Linked DNA regions of Homo sapiens: all the other regions are linked to region 2. The links are chromatin loops, found by intact Hi-C in ENCODE. Cell type or tissue: endothelial cell of umbilical vein. All regions are shown on one strand. Region 1 has its middle 120 kb from the start of DIRC3-AS1. Region 2 holds the start of LOC101928156 (a long non-coding RNA gene). Region 3 overlaps DIRC3 (disrupted in renal carcinoma 3). Region 4 overlaps DIRC3 (disrupted in renal carcinoma 3). Region 5 overlaps LINC01963 (long intergenic non-protein coding RNA 1963). Region 6 has its middle 27 kb from the start of IGFBP-AS1.

Region 1 (5,000 bases), 650 kb after region 2:
CCTGTAGCACTGGGGACTGTCCTAGAAGATGAAGTCTGTGCTGGGGGTAGTGAGGGAGGGCCCAAGGCTTGCAAAGAGGATGGACACTGTCAATTTGGGCTGGGCTTAGCCATTAAAAGTAGATCTCTGAAAACAGAACTGGGGGAGTGAAGATGGAAGTTATGCTGTTAAGCTAATGAAAGAGTCAAGAAATAGAGAATATGGAGAAATCAGTGGCCAGAGCCCAGAAAAATAACAATTATGTGAAAAAAAAATGTCATTTAAAAGGTAGAAGCCAAGGAACTTGATGAAAACCAAGTCAAATAGCCAAGATATCTTTAACAGACTCAACATAGCTGACACTGAGAAGAACCTAAAAACTGAGGCAATGTTATAAATAGATCAATTCCAGAAAAAGCAAGACTCCTGGGGAGAAGGGTTGGGATGGAATCAGAACCAAAAGGTGAGAGCTCTCATTGTTCCACGAGGGAAGGACAGAGTCTCAGAGCAATGGCTGGGTCAAACGTGACAAGGATAATGGAAGTAAAATGATCAAAGTTAGAAAGGTTCTGACATAGTACAATAACAGAGGCCATGCAATGTAAACATATATCAAAACATCACATTTCAAGCTGGGTGCAGTGGTGCACTCCTGTATTCCCAATTACTCAGGAGGCTGAAGCAGGAGGATTGCTTGAGCCCAGAAATGAAAGTTCAGCCTGGGCAACATAGTGAGATCCCATCGAGAGAGAGAGAGAGAATCACTTTATACCTCATGAATATATAATATATATTTTATTTTTAAAAAGAAAATTTAAAAACAAATGCAGGTCATGGATCCAGAACTCAGAATGTAGGTAAATTAATAAGAAACTAGAAAGAAAAGACCATCTTTCTTAATGATTTCAACTGGCTCTGTAGGAAACCACCCAGGTGTTCATTGTCTCCAAAGAGCTAAACCTTGCCTCAGAAAAATGACCTTCTCCTATCTTTCCTGCTGCAGCAAGAACCTCTGGTTTAACCAATTAGGTAAGTCATTTATATGACACTCAATCTGAATTATTCTGTCTGTCTGTCTGTCTATCAATTTCTCTATCTGTCTATCATCTTTAGGGAAAAAGTATATCCCATGCACAGTTATGATAACAAAGGAGTCATCTTCTATACAATATTAAACATAACTATTGAAAAGTTAAAAACTCAAGCCTTCAGTTTAGGGTTTGATTTTCATGATCCAAAGCAGCATTCTTGACTGATTGTTTTTCCTTGTGTTGATTCATATTTGTCTGAGTGAATTTGATTGGCTGTTTTGGAATTGCGTAAGATACTTCTTCATTGACCCAAATAATCTGTTTGTTGATTTTATTCAGACTAACATATAACTTAATTGACTAAATTTTTGCCTTTCTCAAATGGTGTGGTGATTACATAGACTCAATCTGTATTTTTGAGAAGTTTTTAAGTATGCTTTCATTAGCCTGAGACTAGTGTTCCTGAAACCTTGTAAAGTACGGAGCACTTCAGGAGCAGAGAGAATGAATACCTTGGGTGATGCCCAGTGTAAATCTCATGGTCTGGAGGGAATCTTGTGGCCAATATGAGCCTCGTCAGATGTCAGGCTTTCCAAAAGTAGAAGTGGAAGGCTCCTGTTTTTCTAACTCCTGCTGTTCCCCTGACTATCACTATGTTGTCCATATTGTTTTCAGAACTCACAGCTTAAAGAACCACCTTGCTTTTCTTAGAACTTTGGGGGTGGACCTTACTCCTTTTTACTTTTTTTTTTTTTCAAATTGCATGTGGATTCTACTGTATTTAGCATAACTCAAGCTTAGCATTTGAACATGTTTCATAGCCAATAGCTTTGCACATCCTCCATGATTGCATACTGTGTTTCAGACACAGATGTAGGACATGCAACTGATGTGGCCATCACTAATGTCAATACTGACCCTTGCTCTGTGCTTTGGGCCCTAAGTAGAGCTAGGTCCATGTAGTAGTCTAGTGCCCTCTTGTGGCTTTCAAACTAAGAGTCTTGAGCTATTTTGTAGAATTAGAGCTATTTGTAGAATCACGAGTTTGAGAAGACCACTGTGAAGTTACGTCCTGCCTTCTCTCCCTTAGTAACACTACCCACCTCCTGCAAAGCACAGTCAGTGATGGGAGACATGTTCTACTCTGAGCTAAGAAAAACACTTTGGAATGTGGAGATCAGGGTACTGGAGTTTAATAGAGACCTTTAGAACTTACTATACTGTGGATACATAGCATATGACAAATAAATGTTAATTGAAATTCCTTTGCCAAATTGGCGATACCTCCCAGTTTTTCCATTCACTCTTAAACTTATTCATTCAACAATTTCTCCAATGACATGATTTCAAATAATTTGATATGTTTAATTTGAAGGCAAGAGAATTATAAGGAATATATCAAGTGATCTCAAAAGTTTGAAGATCTGTAATGTGACCAAATCAAGTATCCTACATGGCTCCAGAGAGACACACATTAAGGTTGTAGATATTGGTTAGATATAAGGAAGAACTTTTTAGTGACTGCAATTGTAGAACCCTGAAACATGTCTAGGAATAAACTTCTCATTGCACTGAAACAGTTTAGCAGGGATGTATTAATTTTTGAAATAGACATTTTAAAGAGAAGTTTCTCCCATGGACTAATTGATCTTTGATAAAAATCTTAGATTTTTAGAATCTAAGATTTTGATTTTTATTAAAAATCTAAGATTTTAATAAAGATGTTTTAGATTTTTAGTCTACAAATGTATTTAAGAAAAAGCACAGCTTCCTTTGACTAGTCAATTAAGTCCCACAGCTAAGCAGTCGTAAGGAGCAGAAAAAAATAACTGTTGGGTACTAGGCATAGTACCTGGGTGACAAAATAATCTGTACAACAAATCCCTATGACATGAGTTTACCTATATAACAAACCTGCACATGTACCCCCAAATCTAAAAGTTTAAAAAAGTCTTCTCTAATGTTTAATATGAAACTTTCCCATATGAACATTGCAAGTTCATAACTACCATCTCCATTTCTAGGAAATCAAATTGTGTGTGTGTGTGTGTGTGTGTGTGTGTGTGTGTGTGTGTGTGTATACAGGTGTATGTTTACCCAAACCCATTTTTATAACCTATCTGGTTTTGATTTTCTAGATTGTAATAGGACTTTTGACATTTTCTTCAAAACCTGACATTTTGTCACTTAACTGCTTTTCATTTTCAGCAAGCCTTTCACATTGATGTCTAATTGTGTATAATGGCCAATTACACACTGGAAAAATATGCATATTTGCTTGATTCTGGTTATATGACATATGATGAGTATGTTCATACATATTTATTAAAGCAGTTATTCATTCATAGCACAGCAAAAAAAAAAGAGTCAAAGACTGAATTTCAGGAGGTTATTAATGAAACATAAGAACTTAGTTTTGTCACCCCAAGTTGCAGGGACAATGAAAGCCACTGTCTCTTAGTTCACATCAGCCTAAGCTGCAGGACAGAGGAGATGACTTATGCTTCTGTCCAGGATAATTTCTTGCTCTTTTAAAGAGGTAGAATGATGTTACAGGTATGGGTTGATTGGATTTCAATTGCTGCTATTGTTTTGGTTATTTTTCATATTTAGTCAATACAATCTTCTCTATGCTTTTTGAAAAATCTGTACCGTAAACCTTAGAGGGGAAACAGTGAATCCACCATGTCTTGCAGAGGTCCAAAACCAAGTTAAAACCAGAAGCCATTGGGTCTTCAGCCTTTGGACCTGAAGGTGGAAGGTGGGTGAGATAACTGCCTCCCCCATGTTCTCCCTTTCTTCCAGTGGCTTCATCACTCCTATTACATTGAGACTGAGGTGGGGAGTGGTTTGAGAGTTTTCCAGAGAGAAAGCTGATTTGTCCTTATGAGGCTAAAACTTTAAAGGTCTTGGGGTTCAAGAAAAGTTCAGGTCCAGGATCCAAAGTGGTTTGAGATTTCCTCCTGTTCTTCCTCACAGTAGTTCCACTGCCCTTCATCTTGGCAGAAGGGCCAATGGCCTATGTCACAGCCTTGCTGACAGCCCTGGGCTACAACAGAAGAATTCTTGCCCCTTCCCATCTCTGTGGGAGAGACACACTGGATTGTCACCAGCCTGTGAAATAAACCACCCACCTGGTCCATGGAACCATTTCAAGGCCAGAAAAGCCAGCCTTACTCAGCTGTGCCATATGGGAAAGAAGAAACACTGTTTTTCCCCATATGGATTTGTCACACATTAATAAGAGGCATTTGCTCTCAGTCTCAGCCAAATGCCTTGGTTCTTAAAACACATGAGAAGACGTGCTTGACTTAGCTTGCCAGGGAATTAGATATGTACTTCATAAAGTGAATCTAAACTAAAACTGTGTTGGGCTATTTTGTCCCTACCTCATTGGAGAGACATCCCTGCAAATGGACAGCTAATCTCTTTAATGAGCAAAATACCCGAAGGCTGTTCTGGGGAAAGAGTCCAGCGTTTAACTGCTTCTTGCTGCACAGCTCTGGAACGCAAAATTTTAGAGCAGAAAAGGACCTTGGAGATCATGAATTGCCCCCTCTCCCTTTCCACCTCATTTACCATGTAAAAACTGAGGCCTCAAGAGGAAAGTGACTTGTTCAAGAGCACTCGTCTGTGTTGTGGCCTATAGGACTCTTACCCAGGTCTTTTCACTCTTAACCCTCTTCTCTTTTCTTTCTTTTTTTTAAGGGTTTTCTTTACATATATGTATACTTTAACTTCTGAGGTACATGTGTAGAATGTGCAGGTTTGTTACATAGGTATACATGTGCCATGGTGGTTTGCTGCACCCATCAACCTGTCACCTATATTAGGTATTTCTCCTAATGCTATCCCTCCCCCAGCCCCCCAGCCCCTGACAGGCCCTGGTGTGTGATGTTCTCCTCCCTGTGTCCACGTGTTCTGATTGTTCATCTCCCACTTATGAGTGAGAACACGCCATGTTTGGTTTTCTGTTCTTGTGTTAGTTTG
Region 2 (5,000 bases):
GTAGTTGAGTAGACCAATGAAGACATGAACTGACGAGGGAAGCTAAGTGAGAGCCCAGACCCTGGCAAGTGGGTCAAAAGGTTACACTGATGGAGGGAGACACCCTGACAGCACTGCCACAGGGCAGAGCCAATGGGATGCTCAGTGGAAGCATAACTTGGAAACTTGGAGGGGAGCCAGGAGGAGAGGCATTCCTTTCTGTCAAGTGGGCACTCTTAAGGTGCATGCCTCACCTTCACACCTTCACACATGAAATGATGTAATTTGTTAAGGGTGAAGACCAATATTATAGGGGTGATTGGCTCTTCTCTTTCCTGATGTTCTTCTGAAAGTCTTTTGCACACTTCTCCCCAAAATAACTATTCTTTCAACTCAAGGCTGTTCTGCTTATATGCTTCTCTTCTTTGGTCTCTAAGTCATGATTAGCATTGGGAGGGCTTTATCAGGAATACCTAACACATGCACCTTGCTGTGAGCCAGGCTGCATTCCAAGGACTTGAACTATATAAACTCATTTAATCCTCATGACAGCTCTGCCCTGGGTATTGTGGGACCGTATTTTACAAAGCTCTTAATGACTTGACCCCTGCTTGCCTTGCCAGCTGCATCTATTGTCAGGTCCTGTTTCCACTCTAAGCACCAGCAGTACTGAACTTCTTTGAGTTACTTGAACAAACCATGCCTGAATACTGTAGCTAGTATTTATCGTACTCTTTCTGTTGGCAAGTGTGTCTCCCCCTGCACTGTCTCCCCTTCTCTTTTCCTCAAACTCATGGATTAATATTATTGTTTCCCCCATTTTACAGATGAGGAAAAGAAGCTTAGATAAGTTAAATGTCATGTCTAGATTATACACTTCAGAGAGGGATAATAATGTGGGGAAAGGATGAGCTTTGGACCTAGAAGTTATGTTATCCAACTTCAGCTCTGCCATTTACTCGCTTAAACCTCAGAGAGGACAGGTGTGGTGGCTCACGCCTGTAATCCCAGCAATTTGGGAGGCTGAGGCAGGGGGATCACAAGGTCAGGAGTTCGAGACCAGCCTGATCAACATGGTGAAACCCCGTCTCTACTAAAAATACAAAAATTAGCTGGGCGTGGTGGTGCGTGCCTGTAATCCCAGCTACTCAGGAAGCTGAGGCAGGAGAATCGCTTGAACCCGGGAGGCAGAGTTTGCAGTGAGCCGATACCACGCCATTGCACTCCAGCCTGGACAACAGAGCAAGACTCTGTCTCAAAAACAAACAAAAAACCTCAGAGAGTATAAGAAACAGATGCAGAGTGGCATATTGCGACAGATTTTGGTGATTGGGAGGGCCAACCCAGGCATGAGACAAAGGGATAAAATTAAGGGAAGAACAACAGAATGGAAAGGAAAGAATGTTTTCTCTTTTGTCTTTTACTTTATTTATTTATTTATTTATTTATTTATTTATTTATTTATTTATTTATTTTTTGAGACAGAGCCTTGCTCTGTTTCCCAGGCTGGAGTGAAGCGGTGTGATCATGGCTCACCACAGCCTCAACTTCCTGGGCTCAAACGATCCTCCTGCCTCAGCCCTCCTGAGTAGCTGAGACAATAGGCATATACCACCACACTCGGCTGTTTTATAATTTTTTATTTTTTAGTAGAGACAAGGTCTTACTCTTTCCCAGTCTGGTCTCGAATTCCTGATCTCAGGTGATCCTCCACCTTGGTCCCTGAAAGTGTTGGGATTATGGGCATGAGCCACTTTGCCCAGCCTGGAAAGAATGTTTTTGAAAGATGATGTTAATAAAGAACAAACAGGATTCCACTGATTAAATTAGGACATGTGCACATTCTGTGCCCCAAACAGGAGTATGAGTGTGTCACTTTCTATATAGGAAAATGAGTGCAGAGAATGGACAGCAGAGGGAGCCCTTGATGAGTTTTGACCATCAAGGTAAGAAGACGGAGGGAGTGACATTTTCCCTGGTGCTCTCAGACCATGAGCTTATTTCTCCCCACTCTATCTTTACTTCTTTACAATAATGGTTGTATATTATTTCCTAACAGAAGTGGCCATGATGTGCTAGCAATTATGCCTGTCCTCACAATTCTCTGTGAGCGTGCTGCTCTATTCCTTCCTCTTCACAATATGAAGAAAGTAAGGCTCAGAGAACTGCCCCAAGTTGAGTTACACAACTGGTACATAATTGAGTCAGGATTCCAATTCTTAGGGCTCTGGGATTCTAAGTGAATCCTCATGCCAAAGTCACTGTTCTGTGCCCTCACATCTATGGTCGTTTTCCCCCCTCTGCAAATGCAAAGGGGGTTAGAAAGACACTCTCAGAGTAACATAGTAGGTTCATTTTAGCAGGGACATTTCAGAAACACAATGTATTAACTCAAGGGAGGTACCCCACACCCAGCAGGCTTGTGGGAAAAGAAATGTGGAGGCTGGTGGCAATGGCAGTATCCAGGATGTGGATATGGGGGCTTTAAAATACCCCCATAATTTCCATTTACCACCACCCCTACCTGGTCTCTTATAAAAAACTGACATTATCTGAATTTTATGTCAAAAGCTTTGCAAATACAGCTTCAAAACCCTTCCTGGCTGCCACCTCCCAACCTTCCCTAAGCTCCACTGTGGCTGGCCTTTCCTGGCAGCACTCAGCCTCCCTCTGGTGAGTGATGGTGGGTTGGGCCAGGCTGTATGTGCTTAGAGACCCTCAAATTGAAGGAGCTCCAATTCCACATCCATAGTTGCCACAAAATAAAGACTCCTGTCTTCTCTCCTTTTTCTGGGACCCCCACTGCGTAGCTCGGCATGGGTCCAAGTCTTCAGGGGGGGCTCAGCAAAGACTTGGTGACAGGCTGATTGATGGATTCTCGCCTTGCCTGCCCTCTCGCCCACTCCTGCAGGCTCTGGCCCTGGTCCACTGTCCAGCTGCCTAAGGGGTCTGCTTTTCTTTGTTGAGTCAGCACCAATGAGTCAGGGCCAAAATCAGCTGCAGGGAGTGGGGAGTACTGCAGGAAATTGTGGGGTTGGAGTAAGAATTTAGTGGCCCTAAAGGAAGGTATAGCCAGGAGCATCTGAAGGGATGGCACTGGGGGAGGTGGTCAGAGGAGGACCCTCTCTGACCTGCTGATGTTGTTGACCATTGGCTCTTGATGGAGCACTTTCCTGTAGTAAAACACAAGAGCTTACTCAAGTCATTGCCTAGGGCCCTAAAAAAAACCCCAGTCTTGTGTCTTTTGTGCTTCAACTCTACTCTTCTAGAGATGCCAAAATGGAACCAAATCTCCATGAACTCTGCTAATGGAAGACGAGGAAAAGGCAGGTAAGTGAAATTCTCAGATACATCCCAACAGCAGTTCAACACTGTCCTTTTGCTGGAGCTGCTGAGTTTTCATCCTCAGTGGCTGATGGCATCGGCTGCCCTCCTTCTGTATTTGCTCATCCACAGGTTGTACACACTAGTAGTGTGGACAGGAGGAGAGTTGGATATTGCTGGAAGGTAGGTAAAGCTGGGCTCATGATGTGGCTCTATACTCAGATTTGCAGGCCATGGTCCCAGGGAATTTTGTTCATTTTATCCTACTAAGCCTCACAACAGGAGCCCGTCAGCCCCCTAAGACAGGAGCAAGGAACAATAATGGTCCCAGGAATGGAAGTCCTACGCCTTTTATAGAACAGCATTGGTGGAACACACCCAGGCTTCCCATATCCTGTGCCCAGGTAGACCACGCAACAAAGACCATGCAGCCAACAGACCCTCATGCGTCCTTCCATATTATTGCCCTTCTTTTGGTAGACAGAGGCCCAAAATATTTTCAAGGGGACATTCTCATTCTCCTTGGCCCTCTCTTGATGATCTATCTCTTGGGAATGAAGCTCAAGAGTCCAACTTAGCCAGGCACAGTAGCTCATACCTGTAGTCCCAGCTACTTGAGAGGCTGAGGAAGGAGTTGTCTTCACCCCTCAAGAATAGGGCAGTGGTGAAAACAGGTCTTGGTTTAAAAATTGAAGACTAGAGCAATCGTTACCACATGGTGATATCACAGATTCTTGGTGTATCCCAGACAGATGAGGTCTTAGAGATGACCTGGTGCAACACGGAGATTAAGAGGCTGGGCTCTGGTGTCAGGCCATTTGTATTCTATCAGTAATTATTCTTAGTATCTAAGTACTCTTAGTACCCACTGGGTAAGTTTCCTAACCTCTCGAGGCCTCTGTTTCCTGGTCTATAAAATGAGGATAATAATAATACCAACCTCATAGGTTGTTATAAGGATAAAATGAGATAATTTTTCTAAAATGCTTAGCCAGACACATGATAAGCAATCAATTTATGTTTGATATTTTTTATCACTATGTTATCGTCTTCACTTCATAGACATTGAAACTAAGGCCCTAAGAGGTAATGTTTCTTAAAGTCACAAAGGCAAACTAATTGTATATGAACATTTCCACTGATTGGAAATAAGGGGACATAAGCCAGGAAAGGCCAGGTTATGTTTCAGTAATAACTCCCAAATGTCCACTTCCTGCCTACATTCCATGTCCACTGTGGGTCAGCTGTAGGCTCTACTAGGTCCTATTACTGTCCTTGTTTCAGGACCAAGGTAGATGAAGTACACGGCCAGCCCTTTGGAAGTGACTCAGATCACTTCTGCCTACATTTCATGAACAAAGCAAGCCACATAGCTTATGGGAGTTCAACAGTATGGGTAAGCATAATCTTCTTACAGGGAGGTAAACAGATATTGGTGAAGAATAATATAATTTATGACCATCTGCTATCTAAGCAAAGATGATCTTAGTATGAGCTATCCCCTGGCATTAACCAATTGAAACACCTGCCCCAAGATGTCAAAATTGGTATGCGAAACTAGAAGACCCTTCTGCAGCATTAACAGGAACATCTATTGATGCCCACTCCTTGAAAAAATTTCTCAAAATCCCCAAACCATGGACAAAATAAAAACTTCCACTTACTGAATATTAATCACACTGTCATGTGGCTCACCC
Region 3 (5,000 bases), 990 kb after region 2:
AGAGGTTTCATTGACTCACAGTTCCACAGGGCTGGGGAGGCCTCAGGAAATTTACAATCATGATGGAAGGGGAAGCAAACACATCCTTCTTCACATGATGGCAGCAAGGAGAAGTACAGAACGAAGAGGGAGAAAATAGCCACTTATACAACCATCAGATCTCGTGAGAACTCACTCACTACTATGAGAACAGCATAGAGGTAACTGCCCCCATGATTCAATTACCTTCCACCAGGTCCCTCCCACAACACAAGGGGATTATGGGAACTACAATTCAAGATGAGATTTGGGTGGGGACACAGCCAAACCATATCAACCAGCATTTCGAATCATTAATTAGTTCTTTTTTTACTCTTTTGTATTACATTAATTTCCTCTTTTATCCTTATTATTTCCTGCTTTATACTTTCTTTTTATTTACTTTGTAATTTTTCTCGGTTTTTAAGTTGGGAATAAAATTTATTTATTGTAATTATTTTTTATTGATTCAAATATTTAATCCCACAGATTATCCTCAGATCACTGCTTTATTTCTCATTAAATCAGATGTGCATATTTTTATTCTATTATTGTTTTTTGAAATTCTGCAATTTTAGTTTGTATATCCTTTTTCACCCAATAGTCATCTAACAGATGTTAATTTCCAAGTAGAAGAACGTTTTTAAATTTTCTCATTAATTTCTACTTCATGGAACTCACTCAAAAACTTTCTTTGTGACTACAATGGGCTGAATGCTTATGTCCCCCTAAAATTCACATTGAATTGAAATCCTAATTCCCAAGGTGGTGGCATTAGGAGGTGGGGCCTTTGGGAGGTGATCAGGCCATCAGATATCTACCCTTATAAGTGGGATTAGTGCCCTTATAAAAGAGACCCCAGAGAGCTAGCTAGTCCCTGTCACTATGTGAGGACACAGCAAGAAGGTGTTGTCTATGAATGAGGAGGTAGGTCTTCAACAGACACCAAATCTGCTGGCACCTTGATCTTAGACTTCTTAGTCTCTAAAACTGTGAGAAGTAAACTTTTGTTGTTTCTAAGCCACCCAGTCTCTGATATTCTGCTATAGCAGCCTAGAGGAAGACAGTTACTCAACATGAGGTCAATTTCTGTGAACATTCTATTTGTGCTTAAGAAGAGAGTATATTCCCAATATTAGCAAGAGTGGAGGTTTCATATATATCTATAATGTCTACCTTATGAATTATGTTGATTAGATTTGAGTGTCTTTATTTTACGGTTTCCATTTGTCTGGAATACCTCTTTATTCTTAGTCTTTCTGAATCACTTTATTGTAGGTGTGTCTCAAATGTATCTCACAGAATTGAGTTTTGCTGTATGAGTCAATTTGAAAATATTTTTAATTGGGGATTTATGTAATTTATTAATAAGCTTATCAATAAATTATAATATAATAAATATAATTTAGTAATATGACTGATGTACATGGTCTCAACTTGTATTCTGTGTAAAATTATGTATATAATTTTTCTTTCTCAGTGTGGTTTATTTCATGTGATATTTATTTTTTGATATCTAGGAAGATTAATATCTTTGTTGCAGTGCTTACCTTTTTGCCACTACCTATTATAATGCCCTTAGTCTCTTTTCTCACATTTACTCTGCTACTTAGTGTTTTATTTGCTTCAAATTATATTCTTCATTCCCACCTATTGTCTATGCAACAATAGGTCACTTCAGTTTTGTCACCACATATAACAGTTGAACTGTTCTTCCCCCCATGACTCTGTCCTTGTTTAAGTTACAGATTTACATTGAAATATATTCAATGCTCACACAGTCCATTTTCCAGAGTTCTTCAGGTCCAGGTCCTATCTTGGTTAAATGATGTTTTTTCTATAGTAGGACCATTAAAGTTGGATAGTGATTGCAGTGTTCTCTGGGGTTCTGCACATAGAAAATCGCTTGATACTTGAAGCTTAGCTCATCTACATAAAAGCTATTCCACAGTTCCTTTAGTTTCCTGAAGATGTGACTGTGTTATTCTTTTACTTTAGATGAGAAGTCCGATTTTCTTTCCTATGTAAGTGATTTGATACTTTTGCCTGGAGATCTAGAAAAATTTTTTCTTTATCTTTAAATTACAATATTTTCCTAGTATATGTCTTGGACTTCACCATTCCAGGTTTATTTTCCCAGGGATACTGAGGAGCCTTTAAAGATGCAGATTCAAGTTTTCTTTTAATTTCAGACATTTCTCTTAGTCTGTGGTTTTAAATACTAGTGGTTTTCTATTGTAATGGCCTTCTTCTATCAATTATTTTCTCTCTGATCTCTTTTGCTTTGTTCCTTATTTTATTTTTATTCCCTTTTTTCATGGCTTTCCTCACTGTTTCATATTTTCAGTCAAATCTCTTTTTCCATGGGTACTTTATAACTTGGCCTTTATTTTTAAGATGATTTTGTCTTTTCCTTCCATATCTTTCCTGAGTTCACTCAATTCTTATTTCGCATTTTCCTGAAAAATAGGGTTTTTCACAAAATAATAGGGTTTTTTGGTCGTATTTCTTTTATAAAGCTTAAAACTTCTGATTTAAGGTTTTTGTTTTCTATCTTCACATGCTTGTTTTAGGATATTCAATTCAGTGTGGGTGTTCTGTTACAGTTTTCTTCCACCTCATATTTGATTTCGGTAGAAGCATTTTCATCTGCTGGAATGTTTTAATTCCTGTTTTTTTTTTTTAAGTTATTGGCCTTGTATGAGTGTCGTCTGCCATTTTCTATTCATTTTTAGATGTTTAAATATACAGTTGTAGATAGGCGCAGTCATGGCGTTTGATGACTGACCATGTTTCTTAGTTCAAGAGCACCCTCTTCTGTTGGCATGGGAAAGTGTAGTTTCTTCACTGACAGCAGCTTTTGTGGGGGAGGGGTTGGTGTGCCTTCTGAGCTTTGAGATCCACTTTTGCTTGGTAGGACACTCTTTCTTCGTTCTTCCCCTCCACTCAGACGCCTCTGAAGCCCTGCTGCCAAGCGGCCCCCTCTCCTCCAGAAATAGTGCCCTTTCCACAGGCCAGCCCAGCCCCATGGGCAGTCAAACCCTCCCTTTCATTCGCATCCTGAAGCAGCGCCCTCAGGCTACCTGGCCTGTGAGTTGTTCAAGCTATTTCTCAGTCAGGTGCGAAGTTCTCTTTCTGGAGGTTATTTTGTCTGTGGTTTTGGACACTAATGCCCCCAGGCACCGTTCTCCTTTTCCAAACAATCTTCAGGCTGAGTCTTTGCTCCAGCACTTGCTCTGGAGACCACCTTGAGCCTGGGAGTTTACTCCCTTATCTGTAGGTAATTTGAAGTTTGGAGTATTCTATCTCAGTTATATTGTGTGTGTATATTGTATGTTTTATTGTATGTGTGTATATGTATTTGTGTGTGTGCATATATGTATATATAGACAGAGAGAGGGAGAATCTGGAATCTGGAAGTTAAGTTATAGACTCAGGAAATTCTTAAAGCTGTTTTGAATATAAGATAAACTACAGTTTAGGATTACCAATAAAGCTTCACTAGACTCAGGTCTCCCAGCTTCCAGGCCAGTTTTCCTACTAACACCCCATACGCTCTTGGACAAGTCGTTTAACTTCTCTGGATGCCAGTTTTCTCTCTTGATGGAAAGCTATCTGTAAGTGTCTTTCCAGTAATATTCCATGTGTTTTAGACTGTTCCTCTAGCATTATGACTCTCTTCTCCATAGAATACACACAAAAGAAATTAACCTGCATCTTACAACTCAGGCCTCAGCATCACAAAGAAATTAAGTTCTGTGTTAACTGAGTCTTGGTGTCATGTAAATAAATATAAACTTGTTTCTCTCGCTGTTTCAAAGAGAACTGGGGTCTCTGTTCATTCGATTGGTAGCCCTCTAAGGGATGGGCGCTTAGTTGGGAGCTGCCACATGTCTGTGTTGGGTTTTATTTTTTCACAAGGCCAAAATGTTCCCTCTAGAACACACAGTCCTCACCAAGTTCAGAAAGAAGCCAACTGCCCTTACCTCCTCCCCTCTTCTCCATGCTCCTCTGGGCTCAGGGTCCTGCCTCTAGACCACTCCCCACAACATAAAACATCTCCATTCCTAGAGAAGACCATAATTTTAAATAAATAAAAATAGGGAAGGAACAGGGAAATTGCAAGGGTAAATGTGAAAATATTCAAGGTCACCATAACCACTCTTGTTCAATAATGTGAATTTATGTAGCATTCTCAGTTTTCATGTGCCTAAAATAATGATACATACTCCCCATCCATAGTGGCTGAAGAGGCAATATCACAGATGATTCATCCCAAAAGGGCCCTCCAAAGGTCATCCTGGCAATGCCCTTGCCTTGCTTTGAAATGACTCTTGCCTGTTATAAATAGATGCAAATATTGAGTGGGTAGGGAGATTCTCCTATTCTTAAAGCTGTCAAGGTCAGGAGATGAATCTGCCCCCTCAGTCACCTGCTCACAGGTTCCCACGACTCTGACATTCAGGAAGCCAAGAAGAGATAAACTTCCTTTATCAGGATCCAATCTTCAACACTAGTCATTTGAAAACTATATCCAACTGTCACTTGTAGATCCTCTATCTCTCTGCATCTGCATCCGGAATACTGGCAGCAATGACGACAACAATAGCAGATCAGCATAAAACCAAAAACACATTCATAAACACACACACATACACACTACACACACACATACATACATACACACATATACACACAAACACACACATGCACACATGCATACATACATGTACACACACATGCATACACACATACACATGCATACGCCATACAAATGCATACACATACACATGCATACACACACATATACAAACATCCATGTATACACACACATACACACATGCATATACATATACACATACACACTACACACATACACACATACGTGCATACACACATACATGCATGCATACACATACACGCATACACACATCCATACATACACACAAACACACATGCATATACACACGCACACACACACA
Region 4 (5,000 bases), 1.2 Mb after region 2:
CACCTGCAGTCTAGAGACCCAGCCCTGGAGGCTCCTAGCTGGCCCATTACTTTAAGTCCTGAACACCAGGGCTAGTCTAATAGGTAGACTGGCAGGGTAAGGAGAAGGGCTTAGTGAGTGCTTGCTGCATACAAGACGCTGTGCAGGTGCTAAGGAAAATTCAGAAATAGCAACTATAAATCAAACTCCACGATTTCAGGTATATGAGAAATATAATTTTCAAAAAAATTATTTAAGTCAAGTTAAATCCATCTCTGAGCCCCCATCCCACCTGAGACAGCAAATTTTGTCCTGGTCATTAATGGAACCCGCCCATCCTCTCTCTCACCAGCATCACTGGAAGGGGTGCATGCGTGGTCACTGGCCATTTGTCCCCACTGGTTACACTGAGATAACTGATGCAAGGCCACACAGTACCCAGGAGCCCAGGGGCTCTGCTGCTTCTGTGCCAAACAGTGCCAGAGAAAGCTAGTCACAGACACATCACACTGTCAGCCCACTCTGAGGTCCTGCCCACCCTGGGCATTGACAGGGAAAAGGGTGCTCTGCCTCCGGGACTCTTCCCTCAAAGGCACTCACATCTCAAAGAACTCAGGCTCCCAGAAAGGAAGAAAAAAGAAAAGAAAGCAATTCCTACTCCCTGGCCTGCAGCAGCAAGTCTCCCAAAGCAGGGATCTCAAAGGAGCAGGCTGTTTACATGGGGGGAGTTGGGGGCAGTAGAGACAAAAATATAAGGATAACAGAAAATGAATCGTCGTATCTCAGAGACGGCCCCTCTAAAGAGGTGACTTCCAGGGGCTCCCAACAAGACACCTGCACCCCCTCCACCTTCTACCCCTACCCCATCACCCGCAGGCAGAGGAAGCAGCAAACCACATAGTGACATTTCAGGACTAACAAAAAGCCCTCCAGGAAGTAAATCAATCTCCCCCAAGCTTCCTGAACACCTACACTCTCCTTCATCTAAGGCAGATGTCCTGAAGAGGTCTCTGCTGAAAGGGATCAGTTGACTTATCACTGTCACCTTGCTGAGGCCAGGGCAACAGGGAAGATAAGTGTTGACTGGGAAGCAATACTTATCCAAGAAAGAAATGGGTATTTAATACCTACTAGGTACCACCAGGTGATTTCACAAACAACCTACCTGTTCATCACAACCACGCAAAATGAGTGCTTCATTCCCCGTTATTGATGAGGAAACAAAGGTCCTGAGAGAGGGGCCAAGGTCACAGAGCTGTATTATGACAAAGCTGGGAACACTCAGCCAATATTTAATAATAATACTATCACTTAGGGTACTATTATCATTCCCATTTTACAGAAGAGACTCTGAGGCACAGCAATTAAATTACCTGTAAGGGCCAAGAAGGGTGCCCCTGAGGCCTGGGCTGTTGATCCCCTCATTTTTCTGCCTCTGCATGAGAAGCAACTGGTTGGAAAGTCCCACCAGTTCTGAGAATTCATGTTCTGCCCGGATTCCTGCAAATGAGTAGGGAAGCACGACCAAGGATTCTGGTAGCTTTGCATAGGACTTAAAGACTCACATTATTTTGAAATACAGTTTTGTAAAAAATAAAAATACAAATATTTAGAAACCAATTAAAGAGTATTGCTTTGGGGAGCAAAAGACAAAAACCCCCCGTGCCTCACTGTCTCCTCCCACTCACCCCCCGCATCAATTCAATGGCCTGGAATCCCTGCCTCTTCTGTTCAATAAACAGAGATGGCTCTAAAGAGAGGACCCAATGTGCTGAGCAGTCTTGGATAAAGAACACCGACAGTCAGAGATGGAAAGATACCTTCGTCGGACAGATGAGAAAACTGAGGTCCGCATGACGGAGCGACTTGCCCAGGGTCAGGCACCTGCGTAGGCACCTGGACACATATGCGTGTGCACGCACGCAAGGCCGCGCACGCTGGGCTCTGGCCGGCACGGCCCTCACGTGCCCTCACGCACGTATGCCCCGCATGGGTTCCCCCAGCGAGCTATCCCTGCGCCCACCCCTTCCCCTGCCCGGGCCTCCGGAGCTGCTCACACGCAGGTGAAGACTGCCCCCTGGTGGGCGGGAGCCCTCGGGAGGCCCGCAGGCCCAGCGTCCTGCGCCCGTAATCCCTCAAAGGGGCTTCTCTGGAATCACCCCCAGGCCCTGGGGCCAGGATCGAGGCTGCTCTGGGAACTGGGCTTACACGGGTGTGGGTGGGGACCTCTGGGATCTTAGAACCAGGAAAATAATAAAGCAGAGGCTTGATGTTGCAAGTTTAGTTCCTGGAAGCTGATTGAAATGGAGATGAGCAACAGGAAAGTTTTTTGGGGGGGGTTTCTAGAGATCAACACCTCTTCCAAGGAAGGGACACAACCAGGGCTGGGCAGAGAACGTGGGCTGCAGCACAGTCACCTGAAGGCCGGGAGCATGGAAGTTAGGTTGGCCCTCTGGGACTAACAGGTTTAGCAAACAAAAATACAGGATGCCCAGTTAAATTTGAATTTCAGATACATGTGAAAGTTTTTTGTATAAATATGTTCCGTGCAAGGAGAGGAGAGTGTCTGTGCAAAAGGGTGGGAGTTGGGGGGTTGTGGTGATGGAGACTGCTTACATATAGAGAGATGGAACAAAACAGGTAAAACAGTCACCCACCACATTCGTGGTTTCTGTGGATTAAACCAACTGTGGATTGAAAATATTGGGGGAAAAATGGCTGGTTACAACTGTACCAAACATGTACAGGCTTTTTTTTCTTGTCATTATTTCCTAAACAATATAGTATGACAATTATTTATGTAGCATTTACATTGTGTTTTGTATTACAAGTAACCTAGAGGTTACAGGAGGATGTGTGTAGGTTACAGGAGGATGTGTGTAAGTTACATGCAAATACTATACCGTTTTACATAAGGTATTTGAGCATCCATGGATTTTGGCATCTGAGGGAGTTCTGGAACAAATCCCCCATGGATACTGAGGGACAACTGTACTAGGGATAATAGGAGCCACGTTTCTCATTACTGGAAATGAGAGTAGGAAATATGGAAAAAAGAAAAGAAGAATAAACCCAGTGGAATTAGAGATATTGGTGTGAGCTCAGTTTGCAATATGTAGAGGTATAAAAATACAGATATAAATGCATGAAGGACTATATGGACTGTATGTTTGTATGTAGAACTATTGTGGACTGCATATTTATATCCCTCTCCCAAATTCATATATTTAAACCCTAACCCCCAACGGCATAATATTAGGAAGTTGAGCATTTGGAAGGCAGTTAGATTTAGATGAGGTTATGAGGGTAGAGATCCCCATGATTGGACTGTGTCTTTTAATAAGACAGAGAGACTAGAGCTTGTTGTCTCTACTATGTGGGGATACAGTGAGAAGATGGTCATCTGCAAACCAGGAAGTGGGCCTTCACCAGACATGGACTCTGCACCCTGATCTTGGACTTCCCAGACTCCAGAATTGTAAGAAATGCATTTCTGTTGTTTAAGCCACCTAGTCTACGGTATCTTGTTATAGAAGCCCAGACTGACTAAGAAAATGACTCTAGATATAAAGTTGGAATGTGTGTGTGTATAGTTTGCTTGTATGTATGTATATCTATATCTACATATGTAGATATATGAGGATATATGTAGAGATACATATATTCTCTTTTTTTTATTATTATTATACTTTAAGTTTTAGGGTACATGTGCACAATGTGCGGGTTAGTTACATATGTATACATGTGCCATGCTGGTGTGCTGCACCCATTAACTCGTCATTTAGCATTAGGTATATCTCCTAATGCTATCCCTCCCCCACTCCCCCTACCCCACAAGAGTCCCCAGAGTGTGATGTTCCCCTTCCTGTGTCCATGTGTTCTCATTGTTCAATTCCCACCTATGAGTGAGAACAGGCATATATTCTCTATCTCTACTGCGAAGATGTAGGGATGGCAACACCCTAATAACAATGACCACATTCCTTGGTTTCTAAATACCATTCTGTGCTAAAAGAAACCAGAGCTCCTTGTAGAAATAGCCACTTCTAAGACCAGAGCTGAAGAAGTACTGTCAATTACTAAGTGACAGTGACAGTTATTACAACATCCAACTATGATTGTCTAGTTCTCCCTGTAGTTGTATCATTTTTTTGTTTCATGTATCTTGAAGTGCTATTATTAAATACATACACATTTAGAATTGATATCTCTTCTCAAGGAATTGACCCCTTTACCATCTGGGTTAGTCACCTTGGCCTGCCTAACAAAATGCCAGAGAACAAGTGGCTTAAACAACAGAAGTTTACTTCATTACTGTTTTGAAGCCTGGAAAGTCCATGATCAATGTGGCAACAGGGTTGGTTCTGGTGAAGCCTCTCTTCTCTCCTTGGCTTATAGATGGCCACCTTGTTGTGTCTTCATGTATTAGTCTGTTCTCACATTGCTAATAAAGACATACCTGAGACTGGGTAATTTGTAAAGGAAAGAGATTTAATGGACTCACAGTTTCACATGGCTGGGGAGGCCTCACAATCACACAATCATGGTGGAAGACGAATGAGGAGCAGAGTCACATCTTAAACGTGGCGGCAGGCAAGAGAGCTTGTGTGGGGAATCTCCAATTAATAAAACCATCAGATCTCCTAAGACTTATTCACTATCATGAGAAAAATATGGGGAAACCGCCACCATGATTCAATTATCTCCACCTGGCCCCACCTTTGACATGTGGGGATTATAACAATTCAAGGTGAGATTTGGGTGGGGACACAGCCAGACCATATCACTTAACATGGCATTTCTTCCATGTAGGCAGAGAGAGATCTCTGGTGTCTCTTCCTCCTCTTATATGGACACCAGTCCTAATGGCCCCACCCTTATGGCCTCCTTTAACTTTAATTACTTTTGTAAAGGCTCCATCTCCAAATACAGACACTTTGATGGTTAGGACATCAACATATTAATTTTGAGAAAACACAATTCAGTTCAAAAAATAATCTGTACCATTGTGACCCATGACC
Region 5 (5,000 bases), 300 kb before region 2:
CTTAAGCACACCTTTATAATGACCCTATATGGCAGATGCTCCTGAATGTGTGTTTCGAGCTAGAAAATCCGGGAGTGGCCAATCGGAGATTCGTTTCTTATCTATAATAGACATCTGAGCCCCTGGCCCATCCCATGAAACCCAGGCTGTAGAGAGGATTGAGGCCTTAAGTTTTGGGTTAAATGACAGTTGCCAGGTGTCGCTCATTAGGGAAAGGGGTTAAGTGAAAATGCTGTATAAACTGCATGATGTTTGCAGGCAGTTGTGGTTTTCCTGCCCAGCCTGCCACCACCGGGCCATGCGGATATGTTGTCCAGCCCAACACCACAGGACCATTTCTGTATGTAAGACAATTCTATCCAGCCCGCCACCTCTGGACTCCCTCCCCTGTATGTAAGCCCTCAATAAAACCCCACGTCTCTTTTGCTGGCTCTGGGTCTCTTTGGCGTCTTGAACCTTATGCCTTCCCTATTGAAGTTAATAGGGGTTCAGCACAACACTGGGTCCCAGGCATGCAGCCTTGTCTTTTTATGTTTGTCCTCATGGGCATCATGTGGGCCACAGGGATCTTACCCAAAATCATGCCTAGCAGGAAGAGATGCCTCTCTATTGATATTCCAGCTGCCCCACAAGCAGGTATGTGCCTACTCATTCTCTGACATGTGTCCTAGGTTTCTTGACTGTAAAATTCCGCTTAATAAATAATGTATTGAGCACCTGCTATATCCAGAGCTCTGCTGGGCACTCTGGAAGATTAGAGTTTGAAGAACACACATTCGTTGTCCTCCAGAAGTTCATGGTCCAGTAGGGAGAGAAGGTCACAAACAGCCAGAATCTACAAGATGAGAGGGGCTATAAAAGAGAGCTGAGAAGAGTTTCAGAGCCACTGAGAAGATACTCATTTTAGTCTTGGTAACGGGAAGCTTTCTGGAGTTGGTGGCATTTAAGATGAACCACAAATGGAGCAGGAATTTAATGAAGAGGAAAGGACCAGGACGTTCAAATAGAGGACACAGCAGAGTTCAGACCAGATGCAGGAAAGGGTAAGTGGTTTGGTTTGCTGTGAGGTCAGGTGCATGATGGAAAATGGTGAGCAGTTAGATGACAAAGATAGGTTAGGGCAGTTATGGTGGGAGAAACCCTGTTTTTGAAGAAAGATACAGTCAGATGGGCACTTCAGCAGCATTATTCTGACAGCAATGTGCAAATAGGATGGAGAGGCACTGAAGAGGCAGGATGCAAGGAGAACAATTCAGACGCAGTTGACATCGCTTGGGAGAGAATGAGGTACTATCCAGGACAGCCCCAAGAGAGTGGAGAGCCCTGTCCTGAGATTCTTGGGAAAAGGTGCCCCAGTATCAACAGCATGTGCCCATAAGCTCCCTCAGCCCACTTGTCAGGCTGGGTCAGCTTGTCCCCCACCCCACCCCAGCTCTCTCCTCTCCTCTCAGAGCAAGCCACCTGCCCTACTCACTGCTCCACCATGATACACCTGTCCTGCCTCAGCCACGTCCCCCTCTGACCATTTCCCCCTTTTCAGGAAAGTGCTTGCAGTTTGCTACCTCCCATTCTTTGCAGCCTCCTTCCGCAAAGCTCTCACCTTGTGTCATCTTTGCCTGTGTGCCCTATGGAGAAGGAAAACAAAGTAAGCGCTGTCTTCCCAGGGCTGCAGGCGTGCTGGCCCCCACCTTCATGCACTCAAGGAGCACTGACTGAGCATCCTGCAACTCTGTCCTGTCCCCAGAAGCCATGCTTTGTGAGAAGTGGGGTAAGCATCACAGAAGCTGGCCACTGGCAGGCGCATGCAGGGCTTCAGACCTGCTCCTGATGTAATCTTTGCTGCACATTCACCTCACCTGAGGACCTGTGGAAACTAGCACCCAGGTCACAGGCCCTGCTAATTAAATCAGAATGTAGGAGCCAGGCAACAATAAATAGCGCTGAAATATCCCCAGCTGATTCCAGTGTACAGCCAAGTTTAGGAACCGTGTCCTGGTGTTTCCCTCCTACTCTTGCTAATATGTAGCTCTACATATCTGTGTGGAGTGAGACTGGCAGAAAGGCTGTCTGGATGCTCCTTCCTGTATAGCTTGGAGGCAAATGGACTCTATACAGCTCAGGGCTCGAGGGGACAAGTCAGAAGGTCTTCCTTTAGTCTCCCTTGAACTTGACCTCTTTAGCCATCTCTTGGTGTGAGTCAGTGTCCTACAGGGATGGCCCCAATGTCCTGCCTGGCCTCTCCTCTCTTAGCTATACTTGTGCCATACTCCTGCAGCCAGACTCCTCCTCTTTTGCCTCTGAGTCATTTCCTCTTTCCTTCATGGTACCAAAAAGCACAATCACCTATCAGAAGCACAAAAGCCTAACTAGAATATGCACATGAGTTAATTCAAGGTCCTACTTAATCCAAGACTTCTCCATCTTTATTCCTATGATTATGAGTCTCATGTGACAAGCCCAGCCAGATGAGGAATGCTGCACCTCACTTTCTTCCTGGTGATAACATGGTGAAATCATGCTAACTTCAATAAGGGGTAATATTGGGGATACAGAAAAAGAGGACTGGCTAACATGATAGTACAAAAGGTCATTTCTAGGAGGTCCCAAAGACTGCAAAGCTCCCTTCACTCATTGTTCTAAAAATGCACCTATCTCATTCCCATAGCTCAAGGCTGTGATCCTTGTTAAAATGGAGATGCTCCTTGGCCACGTTTGGGGGCTAATGCCTGTAATCCCAGCACTTTGGGAGGCCAAGGCAGGCAGATTGCTTGAGCCCAGAAGTTTGAGACCAGCCTTGGCAACACAGCAAAACCCATCTCTACAAAAAATAGAAAAATTAACCAGGCATGTGGGGTGTGCACCTGTAGTCCCAGCTACTCAGGAGGCTGAGGTGGGAGCATCATCACTTGAGCCCTGGAGGTCAAGGCTGCTATGAGCTGAGATTGCACCACTGCACTCCAGCCTGGTCAACAGGGGGAGATGCTGTCTTAGAAAAGGAGAAGATGCGATGCTCCTAATAAGAGTAATAGTTTAACTGTAATCAGCTATTTATATCTTGGGGTGAATGATGGATCCGGATTAAGTTTTGTTTCAAGAGTAGTAGAAGAGCATGGGGACTGAGACAGTCAGAAGAGGTGATATAGAAACAGACACAGAATTTGTTTGACCAAAGGCAAACCTGACAGCTTTTCTGGGTTGTGAGGGCACAGTAAAGTACCTAATCATTTCCTGTGACTTCATTCCAGTGAGACATCCACGTTGGAACTCACTGTGATGTGCCAGGAGCTGTGGGCTGCACAAAAAAGAAGTGTGGTGCCTCTCCTGTGTGTTTCCAGAGGTGGCAGGGTTTATTCCCAGAGTCTGAGTCCTTCTTTCCCCTCTGTGTTCTCACTACAGAGATAAGCAAACCATGATCATAGCCAGTTGGGGACCAAAACCACAACCTTATTTATGGCCAGGAAATCCCCTAGCTTTTCCCCAAATGCAGGGCTTCTGGTTCTATGGGCTGAAGATCTCTGCTTGGGCCTGAGGCCTTACCTAGCAGCTTTGCAGCTCATTAGCAGAACACAGAGAGTGATGGGAACATCGCTATATTAAGACTGTGATGGTTAATTATATATCCATAATTATTGACTGGGTTAAGTGATGTCCGGATAGCTATAAAACCTTCTCAGAGTAACTGTGAGGGTGTGTCTGGAAGAGATGAGCATTTGTATCAGTAGTAATGAAGATTTACCCTCACCCATGTGGGTGGCCATCATCCAATCTGTTGAGAGCCTGGACAGAACAAAAGGCAGAGGAAGGGTGAATTTGTTCTCCCTCTTGGAGCTGAGGCATCCATCTTCTGCCCTCAGACATTGGCACTCCTGGTTCTCAGGCTTTCAGATAATTACACCACTGGCTTTCCTGGTTCTCCAACTTGCAGATAGCATATCATGGGTCTTCTCAGCCTCCATAATCATGTGAGCCAGTTCCTATTTTATATATATATATATCCTATTTCTGGGGAAACCTGACAAATACAAGGATGTAAAATGATGAGTTTGCTGTGCTTGAGCACAAGAGTCAAGAAAACAGAGTGAAACCCTCTTTTGAATCCCAATACTCCCCACTCCTGGGAGGAGTAGAAAGCCCTAAGAGGATGATCCTCCTGCTCCACTTAGAGGATTTGAGGATCCGATTCCCACCAATCTGTCTCTGCTTCATTAGGGTGGGCTTGCCTGGGGAAGAGACTGCAAGAAATATAAAGGAGAGTAAGGAGGCCAGGTATGGTGGTGATTTGGGCTCTTCTTCGGTTCCATATTAATTTTAGAAATGGTTTTTCTATTTCTGTGAAAAATGGCATCCCTATAATCCCAGCACTTTGGGAAGCCAAGGTAGGCGGATTGCTTGAGCCCAGGAGTTGGAGACCAGCCTGGACAACATGGCGAAATCCTGTCTCTACGATAATAATAATAATACGAAAATGAGCTGCACAATGGTGGTGCACAGTTGTAGTCCCAACTACCCAGGAGGCTGAGATGGGAGGATTGATTGAGCCCAGGAGGTCGAGACTGCAGTGAGCTGTGACCGTTCCACTGCACTCCAGCCTGGGCAACAGAGTGAGGCTCTGTCTTAAAAACAAACAAGCAAACAAAAAAAGGAGAGTAAGGCAATGAGACTGAGACTGACTCACATAGACCTTGCTCTCTGGCATTGGTCATTCTAGAATCCAACAGAAATAATGGCCTGGATGATGCTCCAATTAATTGCTTTCTGACCCTGAGATGGCACCCCCATCGCCAGTCAAAGTTTTAATTAATCATGCCAGCAGATGGGCTGTCATGGGCCCCAGCAGCCTGATAATGAACTCATTTATTATCAGCTCTGTCAGTGGGAGGTTGTCCAGGCTTCTGGGAAAAGAAGAGACTCCTGATGCCAGAGCCCAGGATATGTGCAGTTTGGGAAAATCTCTGGAAATACCTTGACTTTATACCTTTCATTGGTCCTTAAGAAAGGAG
Region 6 (5,000 bases), 150 kb after region 2:
TGGCGCTGTACAGGGGCAGGATGAGTCACGGGCTGGGGATGGGGAGATGTGGAGCGTGGGTCCGGCTTCCTCCCTCGCACATTCAGATAACACTGCAGTGGGAGATAAGGAACAGGAAACGTTGGGATTGGGGTTGTCTGGCCCCTGAAATAAAGGAGGCTCCCTCCTGCCCAGGGTGAGACATTTCCACTCAGCCCCCAAAGAAAGGGAGTAGGGCTGTGGTTAACTGGCTTATTCATAAGGATGACACCACTGAGAATTCAGATGCTGCTCTCTAAGGGGCCCAAGGGATTTGGTGTCCAGACCAGCAAATATCAATTGAAACAAAGGGCTATGAGTGTGTCAAGGTGTGCAGGCTGAGGGACTGTGGAAGGAGGCACAGAATGTGGCCTTTCTTAGCAGAGTTCCACATCAGAGCTCACCTACATCTGCCATTCTGTTCTGCTGGCCTCTCAACTCCAGTGAATTCCAGGGGGCTTATGCACCCCGACCCCTGCCTTTGCAATGGGCCATGGGGGGAGAAAGCTCACCATTTGAGGCCCACAGTCCCTGCCCCCCTAACCTTCCTCGGTACGTGGCCCAGGGCCTGGCCTCTCCTGTCACTCCCCTCTCCTGTGGCTGGAGTCTGATCCCTTCCCACAGAGGAGGGGCTCCCTAGGGGCCTGGCCCAATCCACTACCTTCCAGACCTTCCATCTGGTGAGTGTAGGGAGGCGGAGGGATGGCGGGCCCTTTACCAGGTGTGACATAAGTGTAGCTGGAATGCAAGACAGCTTTTGGAAATGGCACAAGATGAGCTTTCTTGGAGTGCAGGAAAACCAGATCCCCAAGAATAGATGGAGCCATGCCAGGAGGGTGTGTTCTAGGCTGCACCGGGCCAAGGCCAGCACTTGGCCACAGCCCCAAAAGTATTCATTCAGCGGATCCTTGTGCATCCGTGAAACAGGCACTATTGTTAGTTACACTTTACAGATGAGGAAAAGTGTAACTAGAAGTGCCCAAACTCTCCTGCCCTGGGTCTGGGGACCCCTAACTCCAGCGTGTGGCAGCCACCCACCCCTGAGTTATACTGGCCCCGTGGATGGAAGCAGGTGAGACGCTTGGAGAGGGCCTAGAGGGCTCTGGGCACTGGATGGACCTGGAGCTTGAAGCTCAGCAGTCCCTGCATGGGGTCTGATTGTCTTTCATTCGGCGCATGCGTGCTGCAGCTGGCCCTTCCCCCTGCCCTCTGAGTTGCTGCAAAGAGCAGTCAGCCCCGGGGCTGCTGTCCCCAGGTGGAGCTGCTATCCCTGGGTGGAGCAGCCCGTGCCTGCCCTCCTGGGAAGCCTGGTGTTTCTCAACCTCGGTGAACATTTGACTCGACGGCGGCACTTAAAACAAAAACTGATGCCAGTACCTCAGCTTCAGACATTCTGATGTAACTGGTTTGCCATGGAGCCCAGGCAGGGTCTTTTTCCTTTCTTAGGTTCCATGGTGATTGTGAACCAGGGAGGGATAAGGCAAGAAAAAGGCCGGAGTCAGGACACCTGGGCTTGGATCCTTTCCCACCACTTCGTTTTCCATTGCCTGGGGCTATGCTGTCCACCTTCTCTGAGCCTGTTTTCCTCATCTGTCTATTGGGGATGTTATCAGCCTCAAATAGCAGGGTGGTATTAGTGTGAGACTAGATGTGAAGGTGCTTTGAAAACTAGGACTGTATAAAACGGGAGGGGTTACTATGGGGCCATTGTTGGGTCAGGTGTTTGCCAGACCTCACGCCCCAGGGCTGCCACCTTGTCCATTCTTTGAACTTTTCCAGAGGGCTTCTGAGGATGCCACAATCTCCTTGCCCATTTCCCCTCCATTACCCTTAGTGCTCTTGTACCCAACCCTCTGAAGAGGTAGCTTTTATGGGTGAGTGGGTGAGCAGCACCTCCGCTGTGGCTCTAGCTGCAGGAACCACACTCACTGATGTGCAGTGCAACCTAGAAACCTTTGCCGAGAGGAAGCATCATTGCATCCACGTGGGAAGATGGCTGGCTGGGCAGGGATCTTGAAGATGTCAAGCACATCTCTCACCTGGAACTAACTGTGCCTCTTTGAACGTTAAGCAAACACCGGGGCTATACTGCCACTGTGTGGCAGCATGCAGAACTGCAGCTGAGCCTACATCGGGCCCTTGGAGAGTCTGTTGCATTGAAGAGGAGTGGTCCAGAAGGAGTCAGCTGGAGACGTTGTTACCACTGGCCCTATCCCAGATCCCCTGAGTTAGAAGCTCGGGGAGGGGCCTGGGAGTCTGCATTGAAACTTGCTTCCTGTGTGGTTCTTATGGAGGACTGGTTGACTTCATTTATAGGATCCAGGGCAAAATAAAAATATGGAGTCCCTTATTCAGAAATTATTAAGAATGTCAAGACAGAAATAGCAGAACATTAAACTAAGTGTCAGCCTTGTATGACTGCATGGGTCATGCCCACGGGGCTATCCCTCTTCTTATGCTCTCTACATTTGGACAGTCACCACTGTCATCCCTGAATCTGTTTGATGTGTCTTGAATACTAACTACATAATAAGATGTGGTGGTTAAAAGCGTAACCATGGAGGTGAGGTAGTCTTTGAACAGAATCAGACTCTTGAGTTATGTGCCTTTGGACATATTTCTAACCTCTGTGAATCTCATTTACTTCCTCTTTAAATATTGGGATAGTTTCTATCTTAAAAGACTTGCTTTGAGAATATAAAATCATTTCTGTCACACGGTAAGTGCTGCCTAAATGTAGCTCTCGGCCTTGCATGGTGGCTTACGCCTGTAATCCTGGCACTTTGGGAGGCCAAGGCGGGTGGATCAACCGAGGTCAGGAGTTCAAGACCAGCCTGGCCAACGTGGTGAAACCCCGTCTCTACTAAAAAATACAAAAATTAGCCGGACTCGGTGGCGGGTGCCTGTAATCCCAGCTACTTGGGAGGCTGAGGCAGGAGAATCACTTGAACCTGGGAGGTGGAGGTTGCAGTGAGCTGAGATTGCACGAGCCTGGGCAACAGAGTGAGACTCCGTCATAAAAAAAAGAAAAAAAAAATAGCTCTCACTATATCCCAGGCTCGGTATTAGGATGTCAGGCTATGAAGATGATGAAGATGAAGAAGATTACAGCCTTTGTCCTGAAGGGCTGAGATTCTTGTGGAAGGAAACAGCCCCGACACCCAAAGATGGCCCTCCATGGATGGCGGTACCCCTCCAGTAGGGGATGTTGGGCAAGTTAGGAGAAATAGTTAAGTCTGGTGTCAGGGAAGGTGTCTCAGAGAGGGTGAAGGCAGAGTTGGAAGGAAGAAGCTGAGATTGGGGAGAGGAGCGGGAGGATGTACGTGCCTCATGCATGCATGTATGTGCAGGTGCGGGTGTTGGGGGCTGGGGTTCAGACAGAGGGAGCAGCATGCGCAGAGACTTTATCTTATTTTTATGTCTGTATTTATTTATTTTTAGAGACAGTGTCTTACTCTGTTGCCCAGGCTAGAGTGCAGTGGCATGATCATAGCTCACTGCAGCTTTGAGCTCCTGGGATCAAGCAATCCTCCCACCTACCTCATCCTCCCAAGTAGCTAGGACTACAGGTGTGCACCACCATGCCTGGCTAATTTTTATTTTGTAGAGACAGCGATCTCACTATGTTGCCCAGGCTGGTCTTGAACTCCTGGACTCAAGTGATCCTCCCACTTTGGCCTCCTAAAATGCTGGGATTACAGGAGTGCATCACCATGCCTGGCCGGCAAAACCTTTAAGTCACGAGCTGGACAATGAGCCTGGACACCGGCGCATGGTTGGGGATACATGTGGTGAAGGGAGGCGGCAGGTGGAAGAGGAACGAGAGGAAGAGGAAGCCAGGGCACATCAGGAACGACTTGGGGTGTGTTGCTGAGGGATTTGAACTCTGGACCAAAAGTTAAGTACCAAGGAAAGAAGTTAGGCAGAGGATGGGCATGATTGGTTTGGTGTTTAGAAAGTGAACTGGGCCAGGCACAGTGGGTCATGCCTATAATCCCAGCACTTTGGGAGGCCAAGACGGGTGGATCACCTGAGGTCAGGAGTTCAAGACCAGCCTGACCAACATGGTGGAACCCCATCTCTACTAAAATTACAAAATTAGCTGGGCATGGGGGCGCTCGCCTGTAATCCCAGCTACTCTGGAGGCTGAGGCAGGAGAATTGCTTGAACCCGGGAAGCGGAAGTTGCTGTGAACTGAGATTGCACCATGGCATCCCAGCGCAAAACTCCATCTCAAAAACAAAACAAAACAAAACAAAAAAACATGAACTGCAACTGTGATGTCCAGCGTGGAGGACAATACATGGTGTGGGATTGGGTGGAACATCCCTGCAGCAGGAATTGCAAGGATCCAGGGTAGAAGTGAGCATGATCTGAATGAACCAGGGCTGGGGAGATGGAGAGAAGGGCCGAGGGTGAGGGTGGTCCATGAGGTCACTGATTCCTAGCACCTGGTGGCTTATTGGATGGAAGGGGTAAATGAAGAGTCAGGACTGAGGCCGGGGGTTGGGCTTGGACAGCTGGGTGGATGCAGTGCCATTCTCTGAGACAGCAAACAGGAGGAGGAGGAGGAATGGGGAATAAGAGGAGGGGGCTAAAGAAGGATTAAGAGAAGGAAGAGGGATGGCTTAGTGGGGAAGATGATGAGTTCAAATTGTGTTGTTATTGAACTTGTACTTTGTAAAGCATTAGATAAAATCATAAGAGAGGCCAAGAGCCTGAGCTTACAGGATGAGTTCAACGTGGAACACATTGTATTTGAGTTGCTTGAGGGACACTGGGTGGAGAAGACATCCCTGACTTTCCCTCATTCTCATCCTGATGTCAATTCTTGAGCAAGGTCCATCAGTTCTGTCTGCAGGCCGCGGTTCCTCTCTATTCCGTCCTCCCCATTTCCTCTGTCACCAACACAGAGGGAGATGGGATGGTTGATGCGTGGGGGGCCGACAAGCAGGTGGGGAGCGTGCAGGAAGGGGCTGTTT

What was found. Hi-C counts contacts between places; a loop is a spot of excess contacts. Peaks named below come from ENCODE experiments on the same cell type or tissue, not always from the same donor. Only the 100,000 strongest peaks of a DNase experiment are listed, where the experiment ranks them.
Region 1: a loop joins it to region 2, with 7 times the contacts of the local background. A loop is called at or near these places in 2 of 110 quality-filtered maps.
Region 3: it touches region 2 in a loop (17-fold over the local background); 33 of 110 quality-filtered maps call a loop at or near these places.
Region 4: it touches region 2 in a loop (3-fold over the local background); 26 of 110 quality-filtered maps call a loop at or near these places.
Region 5: it touches region 2 in a loop (2.7-fold over the local background); 4 of 110 quality-filtered maps call a loop at or near these places.
Region 6: it touches region 2 in a loop (16-fold over the local background); 105 of 110 quality-filtered maps call a loop at or near these places.

What each region holds. Positions count from the first base shown.
Region 1 is chr2:217,164,447-217,169,446 of GRCh38, forward strand. No RefSeq gene overlaps it. Among named protein-coding and RNA genes, the nearest start is that of DIRC3-AS1, 120 kb to the right of the region's middle. In endothelial cell of umbilical vein, a CTCF peak has its summit at 2,002 (motif pointing left); a DNase peak (open chromatin) is centred at 1,935.
Region 2 is chr2:216,517,466-216,522,465 of GRCh38, forward strand. It overlaps LOC101928156 (a long non-coding RNA gene), which reads left to right and starts at 1,669. Exons shown (of 3, transcript XR_923872.3): 1 at 1,669-1,925; 2 at 3,249-3,309. In endothelial cell of umbilical vein, a CTCF peak has its summit at 1,897 (motif pointing right); a DNase peak (open chromatin) is centred at 1,896.
Region 3 is chr2:217,508,108-217,513,107 of GRCh38, forward strand. All of the region lies in intron 2 of DIRC3 (disrupted in renal carcinoma 3), which reads right to left. Among named protein-coding and RNA genes, the nearest start is that of DIRC3-AS1, 230 kb to the left of the region's middle. RefSeq lists a silencer at 2,759-2,848. In endothelial cell of umbilical vein, a CTCF peak has its summit at 2,823 (motif pointing left); a DNase peak (open chromatin) is centred at 2,824.
Region 4 is chr2:217,754,669-217,759,668 of GRCh38, forward strand. The region is part of intron 2 of DIRC3 (disrupted in renal carcinoma 3); the gene reads right to left. Among named protein-coding and RNA genes, the nearest start is that of DIRC3, 33 kb to the right of the region's middle. RefSeq lists a silencer at 1,979-2,148. In endothelial cell of umbilical vein, a CTCF peak has its summit at 2,085 (motif pointing left); no DNase peak of the experiment used is centred here.
Region 5 is chr2:216,219,762-216,224,761 of GRCh38, forward strand. LINC01963 (long intergenic non-protein coding RNA 1963) reads left to right here. Exons shown (of 1, transcript NR_037701.1): 1 at 1-431. Among named protein-coding and RNA genes, the nearest start is that of LINC01963, 5.4 kb to the left of the region's middle. RefSeq lists an enhancer at 3,351-3,560. In endothelial cell of umbilical vein, a CTCF peak has its summit at 2,956; no DNase peak of the experiment used is centred here.
Region 6 is chr2:216,664,681-216,669,680 of GRCh38, forward strand. No RefSeq gene overlaps it. Among named protein-coding and RNA genes, the nearest start is that of IGFBP-AS1, 27 kb to the right of the region's middle. In endothelial cell of umbilical vein, a CTCF peak has its summit at 2,126; a DNase peak (open chromatin) is centred at 2,101.